Regions from separate parts of the Homo sapiens genome. Here region 1 is linked to region 2. The links are chromatin contacts, found by Hi-C or POLR2A ChIA-PET in ENCODE. All regions are on one chromosome and are shown on one strand. Each heading gives the region's core, a stretch centred on a gene start or an enhancer-like site at or near the end of the contact. The rest is flanking DNA. Distances are from core to core; before and after follow the strand shown.

Evidence for each region. Hi-C counts contacts between places; a loop is a spot of excess contacts on that map. ChIA-PET counts read pairs that join two places held with the same protein, here RNA polymerase II (POLR2A). Pooled maps may share reads with other maps.
Region 1: a map of naive thymus-derived CD4-positive, alpha-beta T cell shows a loop between it and region 2 (8-fold over the local background). The contact joins two enhancer-like sites. A Hi-C loop is called at or near these places in 8 of 168 maps with a recorded cell type or tissue (B cell, CD14-positive monocyte, CD4-positive, alpha-beta memory T cell and 5 more), 20 of 37 single-sample maps with no recorded cell type and 16 of 50 pooled maps. POLR2A ChIA-PET finds 5 or more read pairs at or near these places in 25 of 52 experiments (CD4-positive, alpha-beta T cell, CD4-positive, alpha-beta memory T cell, CD8-positive, alpha-beta T cell and 18 more).

What each region holds. Positions count from the first base shown.
Region 1 is chr14:91,077,151-91,080,729 of GRCh38, reverse strand. It overlaps a transcript of DGLUCY not described here. Among named protein-coding and RNA genes, the nearest start is that of RPS6KA5, 18 kb to the right of the region's middle. RefSeq lists an enhancer at 2,054-2,243. Within about 2 kb of position 2,174, at least 4 of the 41 ENCODE cell types and tissues checked have a DNase peak (open chromatin) inside an H3K27ac peak, as active enhancers do; they include CD4-positive, alpha-beta T cell, CD8-positive, alpha-beta T cell, GM12878 and 1 more, where a contact is called at or near this core.
Region 2 is chr14:91,021,202-91,024,820 of GRCh38, reverse strand. All of the region lies in intron 1 of RPS6KA5 (ribosomal protein S6 kinase A5), which reads left to right. Among named protein-coding and RNA genes, the nearest start is that of RPS6KA5, 38 kb to the left of the region's middle. RefSeq lists enhancers at 2,038-2,197, 2,278-2,397, 2,408-2,457. Within about 2 kb of position 2,145, at least 8 of the 41 ENCODE cell types and tissues checked have a DNase peak (open chromatin) inside an H3K27ac peak, as active enhancers do; they include CD4-positive, alpha-beta T cell, CD8-positive, alpha-beta T cell, GM12878 and 1 more, where a contact is called at or near this core.

The sequences.
Region 1 (3,579 bases), core at 925-3,424, 56 kb before region 2:
TATATGATGAGTTTGGGATGGTTGGTTAAAATGGGAAACCATTAAAAATTACATGTTCTGGGGCTGCGTGTGGTGGCTCATGCCTGTAATCCCAGCACTTTGGGAAGCCAAGGTGGGCAGATCCCAAGATCAGGAGTTCGAGAACAGCCTGACCAACATGGTGAAACCCCGTCTCTCCTAAAAATACAAAAATTGGCTGGGCGTGGTGGCGGGCACCTGTAATCCCAGCTACTCAAGAGGCTGAGGCAGGAGAATCGCTTGAACCTGGGAGGTGGAAGTTGCAGTGAGCTGAGATCGTGCCATTTCACTCCAGCCTGGCAACAGTGCGAGACTCCGTCTCAAAAAAAAGAAAAAATAAATAGTGTCAGTTTCCGCAAAAAGTTAAACACAGACTTACTGTATGATTCGGCAGTCCTACTTCTAGGTGTATACCCACAAGAATTGAAAGCAGAGACTCAAACAGATACTTGTACACCAGTGTTTATCACAACATTATTCACAACAGTCAAAAGGTAGAAACAATCGCAATGTCCATCCACAGATGAATAGACAAGCAGAATGTATGGTATATATACACAAGCCATAAAAAGGAATGAAAATTTGATATATGCTACAACATGGATGAATCTTGAAAACATGATGCTAAGTGAAATAAGCCAGACACAGAAGGAAGAATATTGTATGATTCCACTTCTATGAAGTCCCTATAATAGGCAAACTCATAAGGACAGAAAGTGGAATACAGGTTACCTGGGGGAAGGGAAAAATGGGGGTATTATTGTTTAATGGGTCCGGAGGATGACAGAATGTTTTGGGTGTAGATAGGGTGATGGTGATACAACATTTTAAATGCATTTAATGCTACTGAATAGTACATTTACAAATGGCTAAAATGATATATATCATGTTATATATATTTACCATAATTTTTTAACAGCCATAAAAGCATTCAAACCTTTTTTTCTGAATCTTTTCTAGTACAACAATTTGATATGTGAGCAATTATTTTCTGCATAAAGCTCTTCATCACAGTGTTGTTTATAATCATAAAATATTCTAAAGAACTTAAAAGTTTGTTAGTAGGTGATTTGTTAGGAAATTAGTGTAATCCAAATTATGGACTATCAGGCAGTCATTAGAAATCATGTTTATGTTTGTGACCAGCCCGGCCCATATGGCGAAACCCCGTCTCTACTAAAAATACAAAAACTAGCCGGGTGGGGTGGCAGGCACCTGTAGTCCCAGCTACTTGGGAGGCTGAGGCAGGAGAATTGCTTGAACCTGGGAGGCGGAGGTTGCAGTGAGCGAGACTGCACCACGGCACTCCAGCCTGGCGACAGAGCAAGACTCTGCCTTAAAAAAAAAAAAAAGAAAAGAAAAGAAAAGAAAGAAACAATGTTTATGAAGACATTTTACTGATGTAGGGAAATTCTGATAATATCATGTTAAGCCAAAAAGGGCAGCGTATAATATTGCGCTCAGAATGATTCCCAAGTGTTAAAAATTTTTGAAAAAACACAAAATAAGGCTGGGCGTGGTGGCTTGTGCCTGTAATCCCTGCACTTTGGGAGACCAAGGCGGGCAGATCACTTGAGGTCAGGAGTTTGAGACCAGCCTGGCCAATATGGTGAAACACCGTCTCTACTAAAAATACAAAAATGAGCCAGGCATGGTGGCGGGTGCCTGTAGTTCCAGCTACTCGGGAGGCTGAGGCAGGAGAATCGCTTGAATCCTGGAGGTGGAGGTTGCAGTGAGCTGAGATCATGCCACTGCATTCCAGCCTGGGTGACCGAGTGAGATTCTGTCTCAAAAATAAATAAATAAATAAATAAATAAATAAATAAATAAATAAAAATTAAAAATAAATAAACAGACACAAAATAGAAATATTGGAAGAAAATATTCCACAGTATTACCAGAGGTTGTCCCTGGACAGTTAAAGATCATTTTGCTCCATTTCTTTCTTAGTTTCCTGACTCTCCAGCTTTCTTCAGAGAAAATGAATTACTTTGAAGACCAAAAACCAAAACCCCAAAACTTCAATGTGGCACAGTTCTTGCTTATTTAGGGCTACCACATCCTCTAGGGTACAAGACTACGCTATTTTCTAACAACTGCTACTTTAATCTTAGTTGTTGAGGTCACGCTAGTGTTTTCAAAATGAGGCACATGCTGGTTCACAGAAAGACAGTGAATGAAGGCGTGGGGGGATGGAGGGAGGAAAGAACTCAAAGGAGACCCGCTGCAGGGGAAAATTCTTCCTCACTGCAACCTCCCCATCAAATAGTAGCTTCTAAAACCACAAGTTTTCATTTTCAGGATCAAAGCAGACAACCAAGTTCCTTGAAAGTAAATGTAGGCCAAGGTTATTAAATCCAGTTTTTCAGGGAAACTCAATCTAATTGCTCATTAGCATACCATTCAAAGTAGCTTTTATTAACACTGATTCATACTGCCTTTTAAAAATAATGGAAACAGTTCAAGATCAGCCTGGCCAACATGGCGAAACCCCGTCTCTACTAAAAATACAAAAAGGAGCCAGGCGTGGTGGTGGGCATCTGTAATTCCAGCTACTCGGGAGGCTGAGGCAGGAGAATCACTTGAACCCTGGAGGCGGAGGTTGCAGTGAGCTGAGATTGAGTCCCTGTACTCCAGCCTGGGCGACAGAGCAGCTGTCTCAAAAATAATAATAACAATAAAAACAAAATAGCTTAGTATTTTAAGGCCTGTTAATGTTTACTGCACCAGAAAGACACTACAAGCAGAGTCTGTTTGTGGGGATAGTTTGCTATGAAAAGAAAATTATTTCAGTTAGTTAATATGATTGGAACTAACTTCCTTCCTTCCTTCCTTCCCTTCCTTCCTTTCTTCCTTCATTCCTCTCTTTCTTCCTTTCCTCTTTCTCTTTCTTTCTCTCTCTCCTTTCTTCTTTCCTTCCTCCTTCCCTTCCTCTCTTTCTCTCTCTCTTTTTTTTTTTTTGAGACAGAGTCTCGCTCTGTCACCAGGCTGGAGAGCAGCGGCAAGATCTTGGCTCACTGCAACCTCCGCCTCCCGGGTTCAAGCGATTCGCCTGCCTCAGCCTCCTGAGTAGCTGGGACTACAGGCGCATGCCACTATACCCAGCTAATTTTTGTATTTTTAATAGAGACGGGGTTTCACCATGTTGGCCAGGATGGTCTCGATCTATTGACCTTGTGATCCTCCCACCTCGACCTCCCAAAGTGCTGGGATTACAGGTGTGAGCCACCGTGCCCAGCCTCTTTTTGTTTTTTCTTTGTTCTCTCTCTCTTCCTTCCTTCCTCCCTCCCTCCTTCTTTCTTTCTTTTCTTTCTCTCCTTCCTTCCTTCCTTTCCTTCCTTCCTCCCTCCCTTCCTTCTCCCTTTCTTTTTTTCTCTGCCTCTCTCTCTCCTTCCTTCCTCCCTCGCTTTCTTCTTTCCTCTTTGTTTCTCTCTCTCTCTCTCTCTTTCTCTCTCTCCCCACTCTTTGCTTGCTTGCTTGCCTTGCTCTGACACCCAGACTGCAGTGGCACGATCACGGCTCACTGCGACCTTCACCTCCTTGGCTCAAGTGATCCTCACA
Region 2 (3,619 bases), core at 896-3,395:
ATCATTCTCAGAAAGAGAAAATGTCAGCAATATGTGCCAAAATACAGAACCCTGGTCTGGGACTTGTTAGTTTACACCTGTGGCTAAGGAAAAGGGTGTTAAAGTGAGCAGAACCAGAAGGGGCAGCCTCTGAGAAGCCTTGCATTTAGAGGGGAATCAGATAAATAGAAAAGGGGTTGGTACCTTGGAGATGTGACCAGTGAAGAGAAAGAGAAAATTATACATTTTTGCAGAAACAGGAAAAATTACTAGTTTTTCTCTATCATTCATTAAACAAAGTGAACCTCACTAAACTGTTAGTGACTTTTTATACTTAGAATGCTGTGTAATAAATGCCTAGAAATAGAACAAATTACTACAAAACTACTGTAAAAGGAAAACAGAAAATGCAAATAAAAATATTCCTCCAAATCCAACCATTATGTAGAAAAAAAACAGGAATATAATACTCCAAACTGAATAAATGTCCTGAGACAAGCATTAGATGATATAAAAAGAGAAACATAACACCTGGAATCAGGTATTAAAAACGAAGAAAGAAATGGACAAGAAAAGGGAGGAAATGGATTCTGGAAAAAAAATGACAATGACAATTGATTCTGGGAAAAAAAAGGAAAAGACAGAATTGTATCAGAAATGATGAATATATTTACAAGTTCTCCAAGGAAGAATAGATTTAAATACAAATTTAATAAGGGCATTGAAGAAAAGCAGGGGAACACTTAATTAAATACAGAAAGAAAAAATGTCAGAGAAAAAGTGGCTGAAATGGAGAACAGGCAAAGAAAATGTAACATGTAGAACTGGAGTCCTTAAAGAAGAAAAATTATTCAGCAAATGTAATTCTGAGAATAAAAGAAGACTTGAGTATACACATTGAAATGGCTTACTAGGTACTGGGGAAAATTGATAATGATACAATTATCAGTTCTCATAACAAACAGCTCTGAGATATATCCTATTAATACTATTAGACTTCAATATTGAGTGATATTGTTAGATTTTAATATTTTAAAAAATCCTCAGGGCTTTAGGCAAAAAGATAAAATAAATTATAAACGGAAGGATAGTTAGGTTGGCATCCAACTTCTTAAAAGTGACATACAAAGCAAGGCAGCACTGGAGCAACTTTGTGTTGGTGGTTTTTTTTTAAAGAAACTTAGGGAAAGAAAGTACAAAGCAAGAGTTATATCCAACTAACTGCCTTCAAGATTAAGGCTATAAAACAAAGTTTGAGGTTGGGCACGGTGGCTCATGCCGGTAATCCCAGCACTTTGGGAGGCCGAGGTGGGTGGATCATGAGGTCAGAAGTTCAAGACCAGCCTGGCCAACGTGGTGAAACCCCATCTCTACTAAAAATACAAAAATTAGCCAGGCATGGTGGTGCACGCCTGTAGTCCTAGCTACTTGGGAGGCTGAGGCAGGAGAATCGCTTGAACCCAGGAGGCAGAGGTTGCAGTGAGGAGATCACACCATTGCAGTCCAGCCTGGGCAACAGAGTGAGACTCTGTCTCCAAAAAAAAAAAGAAAAAATTTGAGCACTCAAGAGCTCAGAGAATACCCTACACAGGTAGTCTCCCTGAGGATCTACTAGACAATGAATTTCATCCAAACAGATTGAGAAAACAACCTGATGGTGAGCACTTAATATACTTATTTGTAGAGCTGAGACTAAGGAACAAGGATGGGCCCATAGGTAGAAGAGTAGTACACAAATCTTTTTTTTTTTTTTTTTTTTAGATAGAGTTTTACTCTGTTGCCAGGCTGGAGTGCAGTGGCGTGATCTCACCTCACTACAACCTCCGCCTCCTCGGTTCAAGTGATTCTCCTGCCCCAGCCTCCTGAGTAGCTGGGATTACAGGCGTGCGCCACCATGCCCAGCTAATTTTTACATTTTTAGTAGAGATGGGGTTTCACCATGCTGGCTAAGCTGGTCTCGAACTCCTGACCTGGTGATCTGCCTGCCTCGGCCTCCCAAAGTGCTGGGATTACATGTGTGAGCAACCACGCCCGGACAGTAGTACACAAATCTTAAATTATATTGAATATATATTTGTAATTACATAAGTATGCAAGAGCATAAGTACATGTGCATACTTGTTCCCGATTTTAGTTTCAATTTCAATTTCACTTGAAGTCATAGCAAACATCTAGTTCCTTGAAATGTAACACACAGAAACAGAATCAGAAACCATGCAAACCATGTAAACATTTTCAAATTCAGGCATTTATTTCCAGTCTAAAAATGTGGTAGGAAACTGAGGTAGGACCTGAATTCTTAGATGCTCAACCTTTTTTTTCTGCTTTAACTGCCACCAACCATCCTCTAGTTGCTGCCACTCTGATATTTATTGGAAAGACACAGAGAAGTGAGCAGACAGGTTGTTTCATAAGTGGTTTAGTGATGGGTAGCAGACCAGGCTTTCATACTAGGTAGAGACATGGACATTATTGATATACTTCACATTCCATTGGATCCCCATTATAATATTTGGGTTTCACCATTCAATTTGATCATTATTCTTGTACATCATATTCTTGTTCTGAGTAAGTTGGCTATATGCTTTTTGGTTCATTTGGGATGACTTCAATCAGTAAACAAGTTTAAAGTCAGTTTCACATTCAAATAGTTTCCTGCATGAGGAAATTAAAAGCAAATGGTTACAAGTCAACTGAATAAGGCATTCCTTATAATATTATGAAACACGCATACCACATATGTATACAATATAAGTTCATGTACAGCATAAATATTTGTGCACCAGATTTAAATGTATATAAAATGACCTAAATATGCATAAATATATGATCTAAATATGTATGTCCTAGCTCTGTTCATGAAAGAGCCTAGAAGGCAAGGTACCTCAGTAGCAAGCAGCATACCTGATGCCCAGATCTTGGTTTCTATTAAGATTCCATAAGATCTTATTTCCCATTAAAAGGAATCAAGGCTACTTGTAAGAGAACAAATGAAGTTCTCAAAAATAGAAAGAGAGAAAGAAAAAGAAAAGTAAAGAAAGGGGGCATGTCAGGACACAGAGCCGGCTTTTGAAAGTGCTTCCAGTGACCAAATCTGGGACAACTTGTGCATTAAAATGATTAGGGAAAGGCTGGGTGTGGTGGCTCATGCCTGTAATCCCAGCACTTTGGGAGGCTGAGGTGGGCGGATCACCTGAGGTCAGGAGTTAGAGACCAGCCTGACCAGTATGATGAATCCCTGTCTCTACTAAAAATACAAAAATTAACCAGGCATGGTGGCATGTGTCTGTAATCCCAGCTACTCAGGAGGCTGAGGCAGGAGAATCGCGAGAACCACCATGCCTGGCTTATTTTTTTAAATTGAAATAGAGACGGATCTTACTGTGTTGCCCAGCCTGGTCTTGAACTCCTGGGCTCAAGCAATCCTCCTGCTTCAGCCTCCCAAAGTGCTGGGATTTCAGGTGTGAGTCATTGTGCCTGACCAAGAATGAGTATTAAAGCATTGAAAAAAATGGTGATTCATGAGTAGCCTAATAGATAGGTAGATATCTAAGCAGGAATAAGGGAGGTCTCTTCTCTGTGGTGCAATGCTGACTGATAAACTTGGAAGAAGTGGAAGAGTCAGAAAGTTACTCCATTG